Linked DNA regions of Homo sapiens: region 1 is linked to region 2. The links are chromatin loops, found by intact Hi-C in ENCODE. Cell type or tissue: lower leg skin. All regions are shown on one strand. Links, peaks and the distances in the headings refer to the core of each region. The heading gives the core; the rest is flanking DNA.

Region 1 (9,928 bases), core at 1-8,000, 98 kb after region 2:
GACAGAGTGAGACTCCATCTAAAAAAAAAAGAATAGGAGACATTTGTGCATTGTTCATGGTTACAGTCATATCACTTAGTTCTGAAGATGGAAAAAACAGAATATTTTCTTCCTCATATTAATTCCGTTGAGATTAAAGATTAACAGTGTCCTCGTGGGGAGACACATCTAAATGTGTAAAAAGGAAAAAATATTGTACACATTGTGGCCTATTTATTTTCGAATTACTCATTCTGGAATTAGAAAATAGAAACGGTTTAAGGCTTCTGGATAATTATTTTGTCATCGCACACACACCAAGGATTAGAAGGAAAAAAGAGCAGTCTGCTATTAAAGACTCAACAATGTGAACCTTTGGACACGCAGTCCTACCTCTCCGTTAAGCCAGATTGACTGCCCAAGAACTGGCACAGTACACAAGAACTAGTATTCTCTGTTCTGCTCACACATGAGCGTGTGAGGGCGATGGGCAGATTCATGAATCACTGAGCAATTCCAGAACACTGGGGAGGAACTCGAGCACCCTCTATAACAGGCAGAGAGCCCTTCAAGCCCAGTAACCTACCATCTGGGAGATGTTTAAACTGTCTTATGCCATCCACCCACTTTTCACAGGTTCTGGCAAAGTAGTCATACCCATAGAGGGCTTCTAGAGGCTTTCTTGTTCTCTCACTCCATTTGGAAACATCTCGGATGCCTGAAAAACAGAAGTGTAGGCGAAGAAAGGTTTAATTTCATACTAAAGTATTGTCTTTAAGTATTCTGAGCAAGAGCCACTTCTGAGCCCATGCGCTCACTGTCTCGTCTGCCTGGAATGCCTCCCTCCCTCCCTCTGCTCGGCTTAGCCCTGGTTGCTGCTTTGCGGTGCCTTCTGGACCCAGGGCTGAGTGCCTGCCTCCCACTAGGACCTGTGTGCAGTGTAAGGGACTTTGCTTTGCTCCCCACTGTACCCCAGGGCCTACACTAGTGCCTCCCACAATACAGGCCCACAAATCAATGCTTACCAAGTGGATGAAATTAGAGCTGCACTTACCGCTTTCCTTTAAAGATACAAGATAAAAGAAAATATGACCCTAACAGGGTCACCTGAGGAAGAGCGACAATGTTTGCAAAAGAGGAGTTTTTTTCTGCATTGCATTTGTATGGACATTGAAAAATGCACACAAATTATTCATTCTAATTTCTGCTACCGAAGAAATATGGGTGTAAAAGGCTAAGTACCAAACTTCAAACTGTATTATAGATGATTCACTAGTAGGGAAGAATAGCTAAAAACAACCATTAACATGAATCAACAAATGCAATTCCTTAGGCCAATGTTTTCTATATTTCTTTAAATACACTGTGATAAGTAAAGATTCTAATGCTCTTGAGCATATTAAATATTGCTTCCTGAGAGCTACACGTTACACATGGAAGAAATATAACACTAATGGCATGAACTCACATGAGCAACAATCTCTACAGAGTCCCGGACAACGTCAGGCACCTGGCAGGCACTCACTGTGTGCTTAGTGAATTCAAATCACCAAATGGAGGAAAAACTGCTATTTACAATCACAACTGCCTTCTGAGGAGGGCGGATCCCCCATTACAGGACAGTGCCTGGTGCCTGCCTTTGCTTCTGCTGACTGGCTTAAATATTCAGAGGTAGGCCCCGTGTGAGCTGAAGATAAAGGCTGAAGAGGATGAACTGCTCTGCACAAGAATGAAAAGACTTGAATGAGGTACGTGGAGACAGCCTGAAGAGGTGGGGAGAAGATGTAGGAAGAAGAAAACATTTGGGGGCGGAGGGTAAGGGAGAGAGAAGCAAGCAAGACAGTGTGAAGATGGCTAGCAAAACGTCCCTGCACATGCTTCTACTTTTGGCCGTATGGCAGACCATACCCTCTGAAAGGCCTTCTTGCAGGGGAATAACTAGATCTTTCACAAAACAGAATTCTGTGGCATTGCTGAAGTTGCAGTGGTTAATGGAAACCGGGGTGTGAGTGTGTATGAGTGTGTCTGCACATGAGAAACAGAACCCTGAAAATACAGCAAAGGAAGTAAGCCAGCTCCAAAGGCAGGCCTGCTCTGGGTGGAGACGCAGTGTTCGCAGGCAGGCCGGGGCCCAACCTGAGACTCCTGGATCAAGCTGAGCTAAAAATGGCCCCAACCTGGTATGATCCTGTGGTTCCCAAGAGCAACAAATGCAAATCTTCCCGGAAGGAAAGCGCTCTCGATTTATGCTCACTGCTTTGTTTATTTTCAGATTAAGAGTGAGTAAATATTAGCTCCTAACCAAAGGTCACAAAACAAACAGGATTTTTATAAAGTTAATAAAAAAACTAGAAAATTGGAAGACAAATCTTAAGAAATTATGCAGAACACCACGCAGAGAGACACGACGATGCAGAAGAGATAAGGAAGATGGAAAGACGAGGTTTACAAAAGTCCGCTCGTCTCAGAAGAAGAGAATAAGAATGAACGAGATGCCTATTTGAAGAAATAATGGGTGGGAGAGTTTTTCAGAATGAATCAAAGAATCCATAAACAAAAACGCAATGTATTCCAAACAGGACAAGTAAAATGAAATCTGCATTTGGACAGAATATATTAAAACAGCAATATATCAAAGGTAAGGAGAAAATCTGAAAAACAGCCAGAGAGTTAAGACACATCACTCCGAAGCAGGAACCACGTAGACGGACAGGAAACTTCTCAACAGCAAGGATGGAAGGCAGAAGACTGCAGAATGGGGGAGACAATGATTTTCCACTTCCATTTCCACACTCAGCTAAACAGACTTACAGAAAAGGTGGATGAAAGAAAAGACACTTGTTGGTAAAAACTGAGTTGACCATTAACAGGCTGCCCTTAAATAACTTCTAAAAATAACTTCAGGAAGAAGAGAAGATAAATGCTTTTAGAAGGAACATTTGAGAAGAAAGAACAGGTGAGTAAACAAATGGGCAAACATGTTGGTGGATCTAAAATCAAACAAAACCAGCCAAACCAATGAGAAAATAAAACATTGTGAGGCCGGGCGGCATGGTGGCTCACACCTGTAATCCCAGCACTTCGGAAGGTTGAGGTGGGTGGATTACTTAAGTCCAGGAGTTCAAGACCAGCCTGGGCAATGTGGCGGAACCCCGTCTCTACAAAAAATACAAAAATTGGCCAGGCGCGGTGGTTCATGCCTGTAATCCCAGCACTTTGGGAGGCCGAGGCAGGCGGATCACGAGGTCAGGAGATCGAGACCATCCTGGATAACACGGTGAAACCCCGTCTCTACTAAAAATACAAAAAAATAGCCGGGCGTGGTGGCAGGCGCCTGTATTCCCAGCTACTCGGGAGGTTGAGGCAGGAGAATGGCGTGAACACAGGAGGCGGAGTTTGCAGTGAGCCGAGATCACGCCACTGCGCAGCCTGGGTGACAGAGCGAGACTCCGTCTCAAAAAAAAAAAAAAAAAAAATTAGCCAGGTGCGGTGGCACACGCCTGTAGTGCCAGCTACTTGGGAGGCTGAGGCAGAAGGATAGTTTGATGTTGAGCAAGCAGGCTGCAGTGAGCTGAGATGGTGCCACTGCACTCCAGCCTGGGCAATAGTGGAGACCCTGTCTCAAAAAAAAAAAAAAAAAAGGAAAGAAAAGAAAAAGAAAAAGGAAAGAAAAACAAAACACTGTGGCATTTCCTTACATTAAGTAGTTCTGCCCATAAAGAAAAAGGCAAAAGCCACCCACTGTGAAGAGGTGCTTGCAACACAGTTACCCTAAAAGGGGTTACTGACTAGGATTAGAGTAACACTGGGATAACATTGAAACTGTTCTGGTGCTGAGTTGGGTGGACAGCGGCGGGGTCGTTTTGTTGTTACATTTCATACTGTATACCCAAACATACTGTATTGTGTGTATCAATTATTACATAACAAAAAACTTTTCACCAATAAAAATACATGGATATAATACAGAAGAAACTCAAATGGTGGATAAACACAGATTTTCAATCTTATTAGTAATACGAAATGCAAATTAAGACCCCAATAAGATAATATCTTACACCCATTTGATTGGCTAGTGAATTAAGAAGTCTGAGAATTTCAAGTTTTTGTTGAAGAGCTAAAAGTTAAGAATCTCATCTATTGCTGGTGGAAGTGTAAATTTATTTTGCTGGAAAATAATCTGTCACTTGTAATGTAGTCTACCTGCCCACAACACTCAGCAATTTCACTCATGGACTTAGACCCTAGAGAGATACTGTTGCTCCTACACCCCAGGAGACGGGTACAAGAACCAGCCGTCCATCTGTAGCAGAGTGGCCTGTGTGCTCACACGGGCAGTGGACACGGGGTGGCGGCGGTGAGGGCTTCCTAGAAGATGGAATGCTTGGGCCATTCTGGGAGAAGAGAAGTCAGCAAACAAGTGAAGGAGTGGGAAGGGAGCGGGAAGGGCCCACACAAGGAGGCAGGAGCCCGCCACCTGCTGCAGGGACCCAGGTGGTCTCGGATGGCTGGACACTGGTGGTTGGGAGGGGAAAGTGGGGGGAGGGGACCTGGAGAGGCAGAGGCCGGGCCACTCATTCCGTGAGCAAAGTGAAGGAGCCTGAACTTTATCAGGAAAGTTGTGGGGAGTCCTGGAAGGCTTAAAGTAAGACACCATGAGATTCACATATTGCTGAATTGCTATCAGAGCATCATGGAAGGCAGACTGGTAGGAGGCAAGGACCTGGACCGGTTGGAGAGGCACAGAATCAGCCCAGACGGGACCAACGAGGCTGGCGGGAGCCTGGTGGGAGGGAGAGAGGGGTAGGGCAAGATGGGGCCACTCAGAGCCCAGCAGAAGAGAAGAGTGCAGTGAGCTGCAGGCCGCAGTGTGGGGGATGTGGTCTGGAAGGTTTCCTCACTTTTGTGAGCCCCCGTTTTTCACTTGACAAGCAGGCTGAGAATCAGAGACCTTACATGGATATCACGTTGTTAAAGACTTTAGCTCACGGCAGGCACTCAATAAATAGTAATTAAAATATTATTTTCAGGGAGAAAGAGTATTATTTATAATGACAAGAAATTTAGCAGAAGGGACAGGCCTAGAGAGAAGATCATGAATTCAGTATTAGACAGACTGAATTTAAAGTAGGTGTGAGACAACCAGATAAGAAAATTGAATAAAAAGTTGAATAAGGCAACATAGTGAGAACTCGTCTTTTTCTTTTCTTTCTGTTTTTTTCTTTTGGTTGTTGTTGTTGCTGTTGTTGGGACAGGGTCTCGCCTCTGTCACCCAAGCTACAGTGCAGTGGTGTAATCACAGATCACGGCAGCCTCAACCTCCCCGGCTCAGGTGATCCTCCACCTCAGCCTCCCAAATGGCTGGGACTACAGGCACATGCCACCACACCTGACTACGTTTTGTATTTTTTTGTAGACACGGGGTCTTGCTACGTTGCCCAGGCTGGTCTTGAACTCCTGGGCTCAAGTGATCCTCCTGCCTCAGCCTCCCAAAGTGCTGGGATTACAGGTGTGAGCCACCACACCCAGTGAGAATTTGTCTCTTAAAAAAAAACAACAGTCGAACATGTGGGGTTTGGGAGTTAGGTGGAGCAAGGAGCTGAGTGAAGCTACTCAGGTGTGAGGTGTGAGGGTAAGAGGGGAGCAGAGCACTGAGGGTGACGCCTGGAGGACCCCAACACTGTGGCCCACATGGGGGAGCAGGCACGTGTCAGCCAGGGAACAGCCTGAGAGAGGAGGGAAGTCGGGAGAACACGGTGGCAAGAACTTCCAGACAGAGAAAGCTTCAAGAAGAGGGGTGTAACCAATGGCGCACACATCATGAGCATGTTCTCAAACGCTGCAGAATGACCAAGGAGCCAAGAGGAGGTGCGTGGTGGGGGCTTGGTCTCTAGCACACTGGCGGGCCACAGCCATCTTGACACAAGTTAGGAGAGGATGGGGGATGAAAAAGAAAGAGTAGCCAGGAGGGGAAGTAGCGAGACGTCAGAGAGTAAAGAGTGCTGCGCTACTGAGAGACTCTTGCTTTCATCAAGAAAGGAAAGTCAGAGCAACTGCACACAGTGAGTTCCCACTGCGGTGACCGAGGCAAGGGAGTAAGTGCTGACAGTGCCCGGGGTTGAAGGGCCGTGACACAGGCACGTGCAAGGTGTGGCGGGGTCCAGGAGGGAGAGCACCGCCAGGTCTCAGGGCTCCGGGACGCCATCCCAGACGCGGAGGCCCAAGGAGCTGTGTCAGGGGTGAATATGCCCTGGCAGAGGATGTGGCTGAGGGGAAGGCTGGTGCAAGCTGGCACAGCAGCAGTTGCAAAGGCGAAGAGGCATGAGGGGGAAGCTTGTTCCAGGAATGGCCATTTATCCCACGTGGGAGAGGCACCGGAAGGATGAGGAGAAAGGGGAGATGGGAGAATGTCCGGGGAGGGGCTGGCAGGAGGGGCCAGCCAAACTGCACGGACTTTGCTGGTTAGTGAAGGATTTTAAGTCCTCTAGTGGAATTAAGTGATTAGATTTTTGCCTTACAAAGGAAACTCTCCTATGGAGAACAAACTACCATATGAAGCTAGCGGCCTAAACCAGGAGAATGTGGGGAAAGAAGAGAGGTGAGGATAACTGGAGGGGTATTATGTAACAACAGAAAGCATCACAGTTCAATGAACAGGGCAAGGTGGGCAAATGAAGAGGGCAGAGGAGGACTGGGCCCTCGAGGGATGCATCTGGGACTCTGCCTGGATGCCGGGTCATCTGCAGGCCATGAACTGAGATAGTGATTATGGGAAAGAACAAGTGGGCAGGGGTCAGTGAGGAGAGTTTCAGTAGAGGGGGCTAGAATGGGCCAGAGAGGGAGATGGGGCAGAATGGACTAAAGAAGGAAGGAAAGGAGGATCCCTAGAAGCAGGGAATGCAGGTGGCTCTTTCCATAAGTTTGTGGGAAAGAATAAAGAATGGGAAGATAGTAACCACAGGTAGGAGTGGCAACTTTCTGGAGGAAGAATTGTGCCCACTTTTGCAGGCTGAGAGGACTGACCCAGTGGAGAGAATTTAAGGATACAGGAGAGGGAGGAAGAACTCAAGGCAGCCTGTCCTAGAGGCCGCGGGAGGGGACAGACCCTTCACAGAGCGGAATGGCCTACTGTGCACAAGATGGATACCAGGCAGGAGCAAAATAAGGACAAGCAGGAGCACAGACAGGACTGGCAACCACATCAGACTCACCGTAAGAGCTTCATATTCATTTAAAAAACAGAAAGACTGTGAAGAACTACAATTCTACAACAGAACGCTGCCACTAAGTAGCGTACTTAAAAGTCACGTGAATTGTCGAATAGCTGAAAAAGACTAGACTTGTGATATTCTAGCGAAGAGATCTGTACACCTTTTATGTAAAGGGCCAGAGAGTAAATAAATATTTTAGGTTTTGCTGGCCAAGAAGCAAAATCAAAGACATTATGTAGATACTTACACATGAGGAGAGAAAACACCTGACCCACCTAGTCCTAAGTGTCTGGGGCAGGCCATCTGGGATCCACTAGACTCACACTTGGACAAAAAGCTAGTGGCCTGAGGAAGAGGGTCCTGGTGGGCCAGGCTGGCAGGTGGGGGTAGTAGGGTAACGCAGGTCAGTTTCACTTCTTGTCCTAGCAACCCCTAGATCCTGGTGCACCCTTCTTTCCTCCCAAGAGCCTGGTCATCTCAATGGGGCAGCTTGCTGGAGGCTAAGCAACTCCTGAGTTGCTGACTGAAATTCCATGGCTGGGTGCCTGCTCATTGCCAACAGTCACCCCTGTGTAGTGACCACCAGTGCAGGTCTGGGGCAGCAATGCTGGGTGGTAAAGGGACACCCCAGCTTGGTCTCTGTGACTCACAGCACTAGCCACCTCGATTGGTACGTGGGCTGCACAAAAGTGGGAGGCAGGCTAGGTGTAATGCACAGGCTGAAGTTCACTGGCCCCTATTCCAGTGCCTGTAAAGACCTCAGGCTGGGCGTGGGGGCTCACGCTGGTAATCCCAGCACTTTGGGAGGCCAAGGCAGGTGGATCACCTGAGGTCGGGAATTCGAAACCAGCCTGACCAACATGGAGAAACCCCGTCTTTACTAAAAAACACAAAATTAGCCAGGCATGGTGGCACATGCCTGTAATCCCAGCTACTTGGGAGGGTGAGGCAGGAGAATCGCTTGAATCCAGGAGGAAGAGGTTGTGGTGAGCTGAGATCGCACGACTGCACTCCAGCCCAGGCAACAAGAGTGAAACTCAAACTCAAAAAAAAAAAAAAAAAACCTCAAAGACAGGCTTGAAGGACAACGTTAAAGCATGCAAATAGCACAGAAATTCTTTTAATCAAAATAAAAGGTTTCATATTTGTATCCAGTGATTCTTTTCCACACTCAACATTATTTTCTTTCCTCCCCCATCTCTCTCTCACTCCTGTCACCCAGGCAAAAGTGCAGTGGCACAATCATGGCTCACTGCAGCCTCGACCTCCTGGGCTCAAGCGATCCTTCTGCCTTGAGCTCCCAAAGTGCTGGGATTACAGGCATGAGCCACTGTGCCTGGCCTCACAGTATTTTAAATGAGATTATTAATAACACTTCACACCACCCCCTCCTTCCCTGAAGTTCATTATCAGTAGTAGTAAATAGAAATAGTGATTTTACTTAGCCTTTTCCTGAGCCATGGAAGTTTCACTCCTGGAAACAGAAAGCTTTAAAACTCAGACTGGTTAAACTGCATTACTTTTCTGAGAACTCGTTATTCTTCCTACCTGAGAGTTGAGAACTAGAAGCACGAGAGATGTGTCTTGTCAACATATCCCACAATAAGAGATGAGATGCGGAGAGAGGGGAAGGATCTGCCGTCCCGGCATCTCCCCTTCGCAGAACCTACCCTCATATATCATGCTGTCTTCGTCAGTGACGTAGGCGTTGGCGCCCCAGATCACCATCTTGTGGATGTAAGATGGATATTTTGCAGCAGCAATGAGTGCGGTTATGCCCCCATCACTCCACCCCAGCAGAGAAACCTTCTTAAACTTCAGCGCCTATGATCATACGACAAAATGCACGGCACGGGTTATTGCTCCTCTCTGTTAAAAGAAACTGAATCACTAATTATCAGAATCAATACAGGTGTGAGGCTGGAGTATCAATTAGTCAGAAAAGAAAAACCCTAGAGTCCACCATTTGATGACATCATGTTTTCTCTTAATTACTTTTAGTGGAAATTGTCACAAAAACCTGAGCATACGGTATGGGTTTGAATTAGGAGGGAACTACATCTTCTGGTTGGATAAAAAGCTCAAGGAACTAGAATCAATGGAGACCAAGTACTTAAATATGACAAATACAGCATACGTGTGTATGCGTGTGCACGTGTGTGCATATGCATGCCTGAGCAAGGACCTTGAGAACAGTTCTGTAGATCAGAGAGGGGACCCTGAGCTCTGCTGGATGGAGTGAAGCAGGGTATCTGGTAAAGCAACTGTGGGAAGAACTGGCAAGAGCCAGGCTGTCAGAGAACAGCGTCATGGGGAGGTTGTGTGAGTCCGCGGGTGAATCAGAGAGGGTCTGGACATGCGTTTGGCAGGGAAAATGGACAAAGATTACATCTTAGAGAGGCCGCCAAGAAAAAAGAATGGAATGACTGGAAAATTAAAGGTAAAGAATTAATATTACTCCAAGATATTTGCTGCCCGGACCATAAAATGGTGTAACTACTGTGGCACTATCCTGCAAAATGAACATCTGGAACTTCCATCACCTAGCAAATTGTCTCCTAAATGTGTATGAAATTCTCCCTGTGTGCCAGGAGCTCAGTCCAGGATGTCCACAACAATACTGTTTATAGTGGCAAAAAAATGAAAATGCCCACGAGCAACAGAATGTTCACTGCCTGCTATTTATAACAGCAGAAAAAGGCAACTTAAAAATTAAGTTAATTATCTACTATTAGAAA
Region 2 (12,281 bases), core at 1,900-9,899:
GGGGTGGTGAGATCTCACTGTTGGCCATAATTCATTCAACATTTCTTCACTTCTCTGCTTGTAAGTTTTCATTTCCTCTGCAGCTGGTAGCTTCTGTCATTTCTTTTCCTATTTATACCAGTCCTGAATCAGCTTCTTTTTCAGAACCATGCATTTCTCTCGGTAGAGGTCGTTAAGAATCTCTCCACTTTCTGCTGCAAGATTTTTTCTTTTGCTTTCTGGCAGAATTTTGGTCGAATGTCATGCCTACATGACCCCTCATCAGTCAGGGTATGTTGGAAACAAAGGATTTGGCAAACATTTGTCCATCAGCACTTCATCCTCCTCCTTCTCTGATTTCTTTAAAAAAAGAAAAAGAGGCCGGGCACGGTGACTCACGCCTGTAATCCCAGCACTTTGGGAGGCTGAGGCAGGCGGATCACTTGAGGTCGGGAGTTTGAGGCCAGCCTGACCAACATGGAGAAACCCCGTCTCTACTAAAAATACAAAACTACCCGAGCATGGTGGTACATGCCTGTAATGCCAGCCACTTGGGAGTCTGAGGCAGGAGAATCACTTGAACCCGGGAGACAGAGGTTGCAGTGAGCTGAGATCATGCTGTTGCACTCCAGCCTGGGCAACAAGAGTGAAACTACATCTCAAAAAAGAAAAAAAAGAACCTTCTCACTCCAGTGATCTGCTTCAACTATAAAATGCAATGTTTTAAAACTTTAATTTCCCTCTCTTTGTAAGCAGTAGTTTCTTATATATCTTTCAAAGATTTCACATTCGAGTTTGTTAGTTCCCTGAGCTCAGTGTATTTCTTATTCCAATCATCTTTCCCCAGTATTTGTTCCATGCACCTCTGAAATTTGGTTATTTTTTTCTTATGCTTGTTGGAACTTAGCCTTTTTTTTTTTAACTTAGCCTTTATTGTGACATATTTTTCCCTCTGAAAATTTAACCCAATGCTATATTAAAATGTGTACTTTTTTCATAGAGTTTTGGCTTTTTTTTTTTTTTAAGACGGAGTCTCGTTGTGTCGCCAGGCTGGAGTGCAGCGACGCGTTCTCAGCTCACTGCAACCTCTGCCTCCCGGATTCAAGTGATTCTCCTGCCTCAGCCTTCTGAGTAGCTGGGACTACAGGCACACTCCACCACGCCTAGTTAATTTTTGTATTTTTAGTAGAGATGGGGTTTCACCACGTTGGCCAGAATGGTCTTGATCTCTTGACTTCATGATCCCCCTGCCTCAGCCTCCCAAAGTGCTATGATTACAGGCGTGAGCCACCGCGCCCGGCCCAGAGTTTTGGCTTTCTAGTAGTTTGTCCTGTTTCTTTATGTGACATTTGTCCTTAGCAGCAAAAATAAGAAGCAGCTTTTCTCCAGGAATCCGATTCCCTTCTTTAGGCCCCCTGACTGTCTCATCCTGCTCACCTCAAACACAGTTGTGTTCTGTACCCTGAGTTCCTGAGAAGATGCTTTGCTGCTTTGATCTTCTGCCTAAAATCTCACAATTGTTTAAGAGTCAGTGTTTTCATGTGGTAGTGTAGTTTTATGCGGTCTATTGTTCCATCCCTTGATGTCTTCTACTCTTTGTAGCAGGAATAGCTTCCAGAATAAACTGACAAACAGCCAGTTCCCTGCAAGGTAATAATTCCAACCGCCAGGGAACCTGGCAGACCCCTAGCAGCACCTCGAAAGAGCCTGTCAACATCCTTCCTGAAGGCGCAGAGCTTTCCACAGCTGAGGGACTTCTGCATTTGTCTCTAGGCCATTTCAGAGGCACCTCATTCCTTAGTTCACAGGCTGTCACACAGCCTCTGCCAGTACCTGCAAACCTCTGTATGGTACTTTCATTCTGAGACCTACTTCTACATTCTCTGGGGTCCTTTTTTTCCCCTAAACAGGATTCACAAGAACAATATTTTTTTAGTTCTTCTATGTTCAAAAATATATGTTACCTTTAAAAAATCCTTGGGCACATTTTCCTTGAAAATGTTATAGAAATTGTTTTATTATCTTCTAGCATTGACTATTGTTTTAGAAAAGTCTGAAACAACCCTGATTTCCCCACCCCACCTTATAAGAGTGACTTGATCTTTTTTCTAACTTGCCCAGAAGATCCTTCCTTTATCAAAGAGCTCCAGGAAGTTGATACTTTTTATCTTTCCTCAATTTCCTAAAAGTTGGGGTTTGCATTTCCTCCATTGAGTGACTTCTGAAAGAAGCAGAAAGTTTACTTGGTTCTGTCTTCTCCAGACCTCATCACCAAGACAGTAGTCTGTTTAACACCCCTGATTTGCATGCCAAGAAAGAGAGTGCAGACTAGTGGGCCAGTTGGGGTGGCTCACGCATGTAATTTCAGCATGTTGGGAGGCCAGGCAGGAGAATAGCTTGAGCCCAGGAGTTTGAGACCAGCCTGAACAATATAGGGAGACCTAGTCTCTAAGAAAATAAAATATAGGCCGGGTACAGTGGCTCACCCCTGTAATCTCAGCACTTTGGGAGGCCAAGGCGGGTGGATCATGAGGTCAGGAGATCGAGACTAGCCTGACAAACATGGTGAAACCCTGTCTCTACGAAAAATACAAAAATTCGCCAGGCGTGGTGGGGCACACCTGTAATCCCAGCTACTCAGGAGGCTGAGTCAGGAGAATTGCTTGAACCTGGGAGGCGGAAGTTGCACTGCGATCACGCCACTGCATTCCAGCCTGGCAACAGAGTGAGACTCTGTCTCAAAAAAAAGAAACAAAGAAAAAGAAAAAAAAAATTAAAAAACAAATAAGCAAACAAGAAAGTGCAGGGGGCCGGGCACAGTGGCTCATGCCTGTAATCCCAGCACTTTGGGAGGCCAATGCGGGTGGATCACGAGGTCAGGAGTTCGAGACCAGCCTGGCCAACATGGTGAAACCCCGTCTCTACTAAAAATACAAAAATCAGCCAGGCATGATGGGAGCGCCTGTAGTCCCAGCTACTCGGGAGGCTGAGGCAGGAGAATCACTTGAAACCGGAAGACGGAGGTTGCAGTGAGCCAAGATCACGCCACTGCACTCTAGCCTGGGTGAAAGAGCGAACTCTGTCTCAAAAAAAAAAAAAAAAGAAAGAAAGAAAAAGAAAGAAAGAAAGAAAGAAAGAAAGAAAGAAAGAAAGAAAGAAAGAACAAAGAAAAGAAAGTGCAGACTAGTAATTCAACTCTGATTCCTGAGGAAGTATTTCCTTCTCTCCTTCCACTCTGTCTTAACCAGAAATCTTAGTTATGCATTACCAACATAGACAAACAAGGGTGAAAACGCAGGCGTAGGAAAATGGCTATAGGGAAGTGAAAGATGATTGCAGAGGAGGGCATATCATCCAGGCCCTTCCACGCTCACCACAGCCAGGAGCCGCAAAGTCTGGGAAGGATGGGATGTGGGCTGGACCTGGCCAAGAGGTAATTATGGAGAAAGAGGAGGAAGGTTTCTTTGTACTTAATCTGCAGAACAATCTGCTCCTGCTTCAGGTTAGAGGTACCTGGGGGCTTTTCCTAATTGCCTTATATTTGTGATTTTTTTAACCCAAGTTCTGTTATTATTTGCCCGTGCTTAGTTTCAGGCAATGTGGAAGGTATAAAGGCCAATGAACTAACTCGAATCCAATCAGGAGTTCTCAGAATGGGGCAGGCAAGAGCATCTGTTGGAGCATGGGAAGAAAATCAGAACCTCTGTTTGTTTCATATAAAAATAAAGAAATTATGCTTTAGGTAGTTAGAGTTCAAAATGACACAGGTGCCCTCACAGGATGCTTATGTTTTGTGGCCATGTGTCATGAATTGTTCCCTGGAAAGGGAGATCCATAAAGGAGGAACTGTAGCTGGGTTTGCTGAGCATATTATCTCCTGTTTGCTCCCCTGACTTGCACAACTGGCAAGCGGCTTTAAAGCCGACAGCAAAGAAGCTGCAAAATGAAGATGACATTAGTGATATGAACACGCACAAAAAATAAGGAAATGGCCAGGTTGACACTCTGCTCCTTTATATAAGCTCTCTGTCAAGCCCATTTCAGGGTAAGAAAGTCATGAGGAACCCCAAGTCTGCCTAGATGTTGGCCAAAATAAAACTGGAAGTAATAGAAAAGTTGGAAATATTAATATCTGATATCATTAACAATGTACCTCATACTAAGTATATTGTGCCTTGGAATATTAGCTTATAAGAATAAATATATATAATTTAAGAATAAATAAATATACATATATTGGGAATGTATACCCTCCTTTTTCTTTTGTTAATAGAGATATACAATGAAAACTCATTACACCACTGCTCTGATGTAATAAATGCAAAACCTGTACCAGTCCTATGATGCAAACTGGGGGCATAGAGCATAGGCAGTCCATTGCTCCTGGCAACTAGTGGGACGTATCACAGATAGATGAGCTGCATCATGAAGAATGAGTGAGATGCCCCAGGCGAGGAAGCAGAGAGGGTCATTCCAGGTAATGGATTAGTGTGAGCAGAGACTCAGAAACTTCAGAGAGCATGTCCTTTTTGGAGATCAGTGTGCAGGTTAATGTCCCCTGGAATGGACTGCATATACCAGACGGGTGGCAAATAACACTGGAAAGGTAGGTAATGTCCAGACTGAAGGACCTGAATTGTATGATAAGTGTTTGGACCACATACTATAAGCAATACAGAGTTGATGGAGATGTATGAACAACCTACAGAATGGGAGAAAATATTTGCAATATGCCGCAGACAAAGGACTAATATCCAGAATTTATAAGGAACTTAAATCAGCAAGAAAAGAATCAATAACCCCATTAAAAAGAGAGCAAAGGATATGAACAGACATTTTTCAAAAGAAGACATACAAGTGGCCAACAAACATGAAAAAAATGCTCAACATACTGATCATTAGGAAAATGTAAATCAAAATCACAATGAGATACCACTTCACAGCAGTCATTATTATTAAAAAGTAAAAACAAAACAAAACAAAAAAAAACAGATATTGGCAAGGCTGCAGAGAAAAAGGAATGCTTATTTGCTGTTGGTGCGAATGTAAATTAGTTCGGCCACTGTGGAAAGCAGTTTGGAGATTTCTCAAAGAACTAAAAATAGAACTACCATTCAACCCAGCAGTCCCATTACTGGGTATATACCCCCCGCCCCAAAAAAATCATTCTACCAAAAAGACACATGAGCTCCTGTGTTCCTCATAGCACTATTCACAATAGCAAAGACATGGAATCAACCTAGGTGCCCATCAATGGTGGAATGGATTAAGAAAATGTGGTACACACACACCACAGAATACTACACAGCCCTTAAAAAAAAGAAAACAAAATCACGTCCTTGGCAGCAACATGGATGCAGCTGAAGGTCATTATCCTAAGCGAAATAATACAGAAACAGAAAACTAAATACTGCATGTTCTCACTTATAAGTGGGAGCTAAATATTGGGTGCACACGGACAAAAAGATGGGAACAATAGACGCTGAGGACTCCAAAAGGAGAGAAGGAAGGAGCAGAGCAAGGGCTGAAAAACTCCCTATTGGGTACTACGTTCACTATCTGGGTAACCAGGTCGATAGAAGCCCGGACGCTCAGCATCATGCAATATACCCTCGTAATAAACCCGCACATGGACTCCCTGAATCTAAAATTAAAATAGAAATTTTAAAAAAGAAGCAGGCTGGGCATGTGAAGCCCAAAGAACTCCGTTTGGAAACTGCACTGCTGTCTCTGCAGTGTGGCCACAGTGACTGCCCGCCCACCAAGCATCTAGAGCCCAGAGGCAGGGGTGTTGCTGCATGGATGTGTCCACCTGGATACGCACGTTTTCATTTCATTTAAATGGCAAACAAAGGTCTTGGGCAGATTTCGAAAAGCACTGGTGAGCTGCGGAGACATTTCCGAGCAGGAGCTGATGTGGAGGGTTTTCAGCGCCGGGTGAGGGTCCCGCAGCCACAGCGATGTTCTAGCCTCCGCCGCGGAACTCACAGAGGTTCCCCCGCCATAGCCTCCCGCGTGCGCTCCTGCGCTTCCACCAGACCTTATTTATAAGTCTGTTGATTTCGCAGGCCGCACCTTGCAAGGGGCACACGGTCCGTCTTATTATTTCATAATCACTTCTTCTCTTTTTGTTTTCCACCCGGCCTGGCTCTGTGTCTAGGACTCAGCGTGCATTCCCTGGGCTCGGCCTGCCCCGCCTGCCTAAGAATCCCACAAATCATTGACAGCGTGGGGGAGGGGAGATTGCCTGTAGCAGGGAAATGGCGCCCTAGAAAAGCCAGGATGCTACTCCCTCCGCCGATTTGTAGGACAAAGCAGGCAAAGCTCTCTCGTGGAAGCTCGGCTCTCTCAGTCCCGACCGAGGCCATTATAACTCAAATTCACAACCTCCGGGGATGCGAAAACACCCGGCCTTACTGAGGAACAAAGGGCAAGTGTTCCCGCACTGCGCTGCGTTCGTGGGCTCGGGGTTTTCGCTGCTGGTTCCAGCTTTTGGTTGCCCTGCTTGGCTGGTCCCTGCGGGGCCCACGGCTGCGGAAGGACAGGGCTCTGAGGCTGCCACCCCGCAGCCCCTGCGACTAAACAGTGCCGGGCAGCTCCGCCGGGGCCGCTGGCTTCCCAGGCGGAGGAGGGAAGGCCTGGGGGGAAGGGGGAGGGCAATGGAATAGAAACTGGGGAGCGACAAAGCTGAGAAGGCGCAGATCTTGGCGGATCCCGGGAGCTTCCTCCACTGTGTCCTTTCCGCAGTCACAGTATGGGGCTGCGACCGCTTCCTAGCCCCCATGCCCCGGGCATTTGGCTCTTTTACATAAATGCTAGGATTGGTAGCTTTCCAATATTTCTAAATGGAGAGCTATGAGAAGAGGTGATGTGTGTGTGTGTGTGTGTGTGTGTGTGTGTGCGTGTGTGTGTGTAAGGAAATAATGATGGATTTGCAGTCTCTTTCTTTCAACTCCTCTTCATTCATTGGCTAAGTGTCGGTTGCCTAGGAAACCGCGTGCATCTCGGCTGCAGAGCCAGCTATGGGGGCTGCGGGCTGGGTTTTTGGGGTTTTAAGCGGTGAATCCTGGCAAGCAGTGAAGAACCCTAATGCTAAATGTCTAGTAATTTCAATAAATGTGTCAAAAATATATGCTACATTATGAAAACAGTGCTTTAAAAATTTACTACTATATAAAGCCTCTTTTCTATCAGACTTCTTCAAACAATGACTGTGTGTGTAATAGAGAAATGCAAATTCACTTGAGGACATGCCGTTGAAAGTAATCTGAAAATTGTGAAAGCAAATATAATTTTAATAGTTTAAGGGATATCTTGCTCACCTCAGTCACGCAATAGATTACGTATAAAACAAATGTTGAATTGTATTTTATGCAGCAATATTTCTACAATTGTCTCTGGAAGGGAAAATTTTTAAATGTTAGTACATCATCAAGACTAACATTAAGAGATCATGAAATATGTTGCCCCGAAATCTTCGTGCCTGATATACGATGACCTAGATTGAGACGCATTGCATATAATGAATAGACAGAAATGCTGGGGACCCAACTGAAAACGACTTTTTTTTTCTTTGAAAGCCGGGTACCAGTCTCTTTATGCGAGCTACATGGATTAAGAATGATTTTTTTGTTTAAGGGTTATCAGATAAACTGAAAGACTTCAGGGAAAGGTGTGGCTGTTGTCAACATTTTAACACAAAATCGGCTCCTTGTGAAAATAAAAATGTGCAGCATCACAATTCCAGTGGGGGTGGGGGTGGGGGTGCGATGTAGACCGGTTAACAAGACTGGCTGCCCGGAAGGGGCAGGGGTGTGGGGACAATTCGAGCAAAATGCTTGAAAGGAAAGCAGATCTTGGGCCAAAAGTGTCCCCAAGGGCACTCTGGGCTTTCAGAAGGATGATTTCCAGCCTCATCCTATCCCAAACCAACCCCTTTAAAAGAAACCTGAGAGGAAAGGGTCTTTTCATCTATCTATATGATCTTGAACACGCGTTTTCACCCGGGCACTGAATGGAGATTTGGCTCGGAAACAGAAGCTGAGAAATGAATTGGTTAGATGAAGGAGGCAGGCGGCCAGCTCAAGTTACTCAGCATGGAGCTGAGCGGCCCCCAACCCCACCCCCCAGCGCTGAGCATCAGGGTTGCTCCTGGGAGCTCGCAGCGAGGGGGTGACCGCTCCGAGTGTGTCTACACTCGCCGCGCGGGTGCCGCCCTAGCTCTGTTCCTTCCGGCGCAGCTTGGTCCCACCAGAGCCGCCACCTCGAGGCTGACACCTGCCACAGCCCTTTTGGCCGAGATGCGGTCACTTTCCCTGAGGTCTGGTGTGCCCAAAAGACGAGATTCCAGTCCGAGCCCTGTCCTCAACTTGCTGTATGACCTTGGGAATTGCTAGCCCTCGACGTTTCGGCATCTGCAGGATCTGGATTAGAAACTCGGAGGTCAGGCCCCGAGACCTTGGTACCGGGAGAGCAGGGCATGTGGACAGACCCTCCGCTGCTCTCTGCCTCTCGGTAGACCCCACCCTCACCCGGGCACGCCGGCCGGGTCTGGAATACCGGCCGGCGAGCTCCAGTCTGGGCGCCCTGGATGTTTGGGGGCGCCTGGGCTTTTGTTCTCGCTACTTCTCTTTGTACATTGGAATCGACTTGAACCCCCCACCCTCCACCCCACAGCGGGAAAGGGAGGCGATGACAGCTTGCTGATAGTTCTGGGAGGGTCTCGCTCAACAGCTGCAGGCTGAGCTCCGCCGCGTGCGCCCGGGTCATTCGGCCTTTCTCGCCAGGGGATGAAAGAGGTCACGTCACCTCGCCAACGGCCCTTCCGAAGTGTGGGGCGGCGCGCTTCAGTCATCGAATTGCAGGGAACAGGTTGTGCAGTGAACGTTTCTGACACCCTTTCCCCTCCCGCCCTCAAACGCACGCAGGATTAGTCTCTCTCTCTCTCTCTTTCTCTCTCTCTCTCACACACACACACACACACGCGCGCGCGAAAAGTAACAAAGAGACCAGTTCCTGCCTCAGTACCTAGAGACTGCGGATCTGAAGGGAGGGTCTGTGCTCCAAGTCTGTGCACGCGCTCGTGCGAGTGCGCGTGGGTCTTGGGTCGTCTCGCGCGCGCTGGGCTGCAGTTTTTAGTCGTATTCCCCACCCTTCAACCGCAGCACGAAGCCTCGGACCTCCAGGTCGCCGCGATGGAAGATAAGAAAGTTTGTTACTCGGGCTTGGGCCACCCTTGGAACCCACCCTCTTACTTGACAATAGATGAACTGAATCCGAGGGCGGGGTGGGGGGGTGGGGCGCCTGTCGTGTGGTTTTAAATACTGGGTTACACAGCGTATCCCACGTTTCTGAGAGCCCTTTGTTCCGCCGACAGCCCCGCCCCCGGGACCCCACCCTCTTTCTGCCCTCCGGACGGTCAGTGCAGCGCCACCGGCCACTCCCACTCCATCACTAGCGAGCAACAAAAGTCAACCCCCGGGGCAGAGGGCTCCTGGGTACCAGCAGGGGCGTTATGCACTCCCGGAGAGGGTCGGGCAGGGCTGAGGGGCTCCGAGGTCGCTTCACCCCTAGATGCTGCGGCGCAGTGAGAGGAGCTACCAGCCCAAGACAGACAAAGGAGAAAGCAGGCCCACGCTGGGGCGGGGGCGGAGGCCGCGCTGGTGTTCATGGGCCGCAGGTGTCCCGGTTGCCATCAAGCACGACTTCCTTCTGGGGCCACCTGTCCTCCCCCAGGCCTCTGTGAGACGGAGCGCCGCCTGGGCAGTCGCTGGCCTCCAGGGTTGAGGAAAAAGACGGTGGTCTCACCAGGGGCAGTTGGCTGGAGGGACTCTGGCCAGTGGCCGAGTAGGAGCCGCAGTCCGAGGTGGCGGAGCAGCCTGTGCCACCTCAGCCCTCCCACCTGCCGGCACTGGAGCACCTGACGGCTTCTCCACATGCTCCAGTCCTCCATCGTTCCCATCCGGTGCCAGCTCTGCCCCCACCCCGGTCAGGACGCGCTGGTGGCCCTCGCCTCGCCGCCCTCTCACCCTCCTTTTCTTCACTGTTCCCCCATATCCCCATACCCAGACCCCCACCACAGCCCCAGACAATGCGCACGCCCCCACCATACTCCCGGTAGCCCCCACCCCTCTCCCGGTCGGCACGCCCGCTCTGATTGGCCGCGGGCCGGTGGTCCAGCCCCCCGGACGGTCCCTAGGGCTCGGAGCATTACGTCAGCCGGGCCTGGAGAGCGCCAGCGCGAAGGGGACTGGGGGGCTCGGGCTGGGGGCGCGGCCTGTGCCGGCCGCCCCACCCTCCTTGCATAAAAGCCGGAGCCCGCGGGGCCGGCGCTCTCAGCCCGTCGGTTCCCGAGCGCCTTCCCGGTGACCCCGCAGTGGGTGTGTGAGGGGAGGACGGACAGACCCAGACGCCGCCGGACCAGGAGGACGCTGACGAGGCACCATGCGTGAGATCGTGCACATCCAGGCGGGCCAGTGCGGCAACCAGATCGGCGCCAAGGTGGGCGCGCCGCAGCGGAGGGGGTCCAATGGGGGCGCGAACCTGGGCCGAGAGCCCCTCGGGGTCCCCAGGCGCGGTCCTGGGAAGGCCTGGGGATCGCCAAATGCAGACCTTCCTGGCCGCTTTGTGCCGCCGAGTGTGGCCTGGGCTAGGAGGTGACTTTCGCGGACGGAGGGGGCACCTCTCTTTCTTTCTGCTGTAACTCATTTGGAGTCCCCGTCACCCCCTCGGCCTCCCTCCGCGCTGGCTGCTTGGCAGGCACGCGTGCCTGGAGAAGACGAGGGTGTGTCCGCGAGGCTGTGCGCGGCGCTCCGCGCGAGGGGCTGGGACACCAGGAGGATTAATTGTACTCGCTTGAACCGGAGTCGAGCTGCCGGGGGAGGGGAGGAGAGCGATTGTCTTGCGGTCTCAGGACGTGCTTTGAATCTAAAACCGCGGTCCTTTAGCTCCTTTGCGTTCCTCTTTCCCCGCCCACCCGCTCCTGGCGGGCTGCAGTCCCTGTGCCCTCGCCTCCTGCCGCAGCCTGGGGCTGCGACCAGTGCGCCAAGCTCCGCCACTGCCCGGCTTTGGCTGGTCCTTACCCCCTCGACCCCTACCTCCCCCCGCGAGCGGCAGCTGTTTGCCTGGGAAACGCCCAGTTTCAACTTTCTGAACCTGCAAAATACAAGCCCCGCGGCTGTGCCCGGGTCACGACGCCCTTTAAAGCTTCAAGCTCCTGAAATGTTGGGTTGTCGGAACTGAGTCGGGGACATTTCATTGTGAGCCTTGGCGTTTCTGGGGGCATCGTTCATGGCTAAATGCAGCCTTTCTGTCTCAGTTTTGGGAGGTCATCAGTGATGAGCATGGGATTGACCCCACTGGCAGTTACCATGGAGACAGTGATTTGCAGCTGGAGAGAATCAATGTTTACTACAATGAAGCCACTGGTAATCACCCTTGCCCCACCCCCACTCCCTTCAGTTTTTCCACCTTCTCCCCTTTCCCTTGCGTGGGACCCCAGGGGTGTGGCCCTGGGAGAGGGTGGACTATTCAGTTTAGGATCCCCGCTCTTTCCCTGCAGTATTTCATTGGGCTTCCTTATGCCAACAGAGCCCTTTGAGAACCTGATGGTGGGTCTCCCTTTGTTTGGGGCAACATCTGCATGATGGCAGCAGGCGCCAAGCCCTTCTCTGCAGAGGTCCTTGCCTGAGGGTCTAAGTCACTGTTGTTCCTTGCAGGTAACAAATATGTTCCTCGGGCCATCCTCGTGGATCTGGAGCCAGGCACGATGGATTCGGTTAGGTCTGGACCATTCGGCCAGATCTTCAGACCAGACAATTTCGTGTTTGGTGAGTGCCTGGTGTGGCTGAGAGCATGAGGGATTCATTTTACGCTGGGCAGTGGAGGCTGAAGAGGTGTGATTGCCAGAGGGAAAGCATGAAGAACATCCGCGGTGTGCCAACTTAGCTTTAATATAGTGTAAAATTGTTTGCCTTTCAGCTGCTAAGAGCTTGGTGTCCTGGCCTTCCTTATTTATAATTATATTCATGAACAAATATTTTAACGTTTGGCCATTTTGGTGATAATCTGAAATAGTCTTATCTGAGCATTGACTCACTGATCTATATTGAGGGGTTTGAGGTAAGGTATTTAGTACAATCACCGGTGACTTAAGATTTCTCTTTCCCTCTGGCAGGCCAGAGTGGAGCCGGGAATAACTGGGCCAAGGGCCACTACACAGAGGGAGCCGAGCTGGTCGACTCGGTCCTGGATGTGGTGAGGAAGGAGTCAGAGAGCTGTGACTGTCTCCAGGGCTTCCAGCT

The links. Hi-C counts contacts between places; a loop is a spot of excess contacts. Peaks named below come from ENCODE experiments on the same cell type or tissue, not always from the same donor. Only the 100,000 strongest peaks of a DNase experiment are listed, where the experiment ranks them.
Region 1: a loop joins it to region 2, with 2.1 times the contacts of the local background. A loop is called at or near these places in 14 of 110 quality-filtered maps.

What each region holds. Positions count from the first base shown.
Region 1 is chr6:3,128,131-3,138,058 of GRCh38, reverse strand. BPHL (biphenyl hydrolase like) reads right to left here. Exons shown (of 7, transcript NM_004332.4): 4 at 8,861-9,014; 5 at 566-697. Among named protein-coding and RNA genes, the nearest start is that of BPHL, 14 kb to the right of the region's middle. RefSeq lists an enhancer at 3,916-4,572. In lower leg skin, for the core only: no CTCF peak of the experiment used is centred there; no DNase peak of the experiment used is centred there.
Region 2 is chr6:3,225,685-3,237,965 of GRCh38, reverse strand. It overlaps LOC100422781 (a long non-coding RNA gene), which reads right to left and starts at 6,563. Exons shown (of 2, transcript NR_147505.1): 1 at 5,804-6,563; 2 at 1-631. TUBB2B (tubulin beta 2B class IIb) reads left to right here and starts at 10,313. Exons shown (of 4, transcript NM_178012.5): 1 at 10,313-10,479; 2 at 11,297-11,405; 3 at 11,697-11,807; 4 at 12,155-12,281. The coding sequence starts at 10,423. RefSeq lists enhancers at 2,177-2,286, 5,384-6,166, 8,159-8,715, 10,011-10,669, 10,670-11,330 and a silencer at 10,117-10,406. In lower leg skin, for the core only: no CTCF peak of the experiment used is centred there; DNase peaks (open chromatin) are centred at 6,185, 6,575, 8,165, 8,635 and 2 weaker places; H3K4me3 peaks cover 333 bases.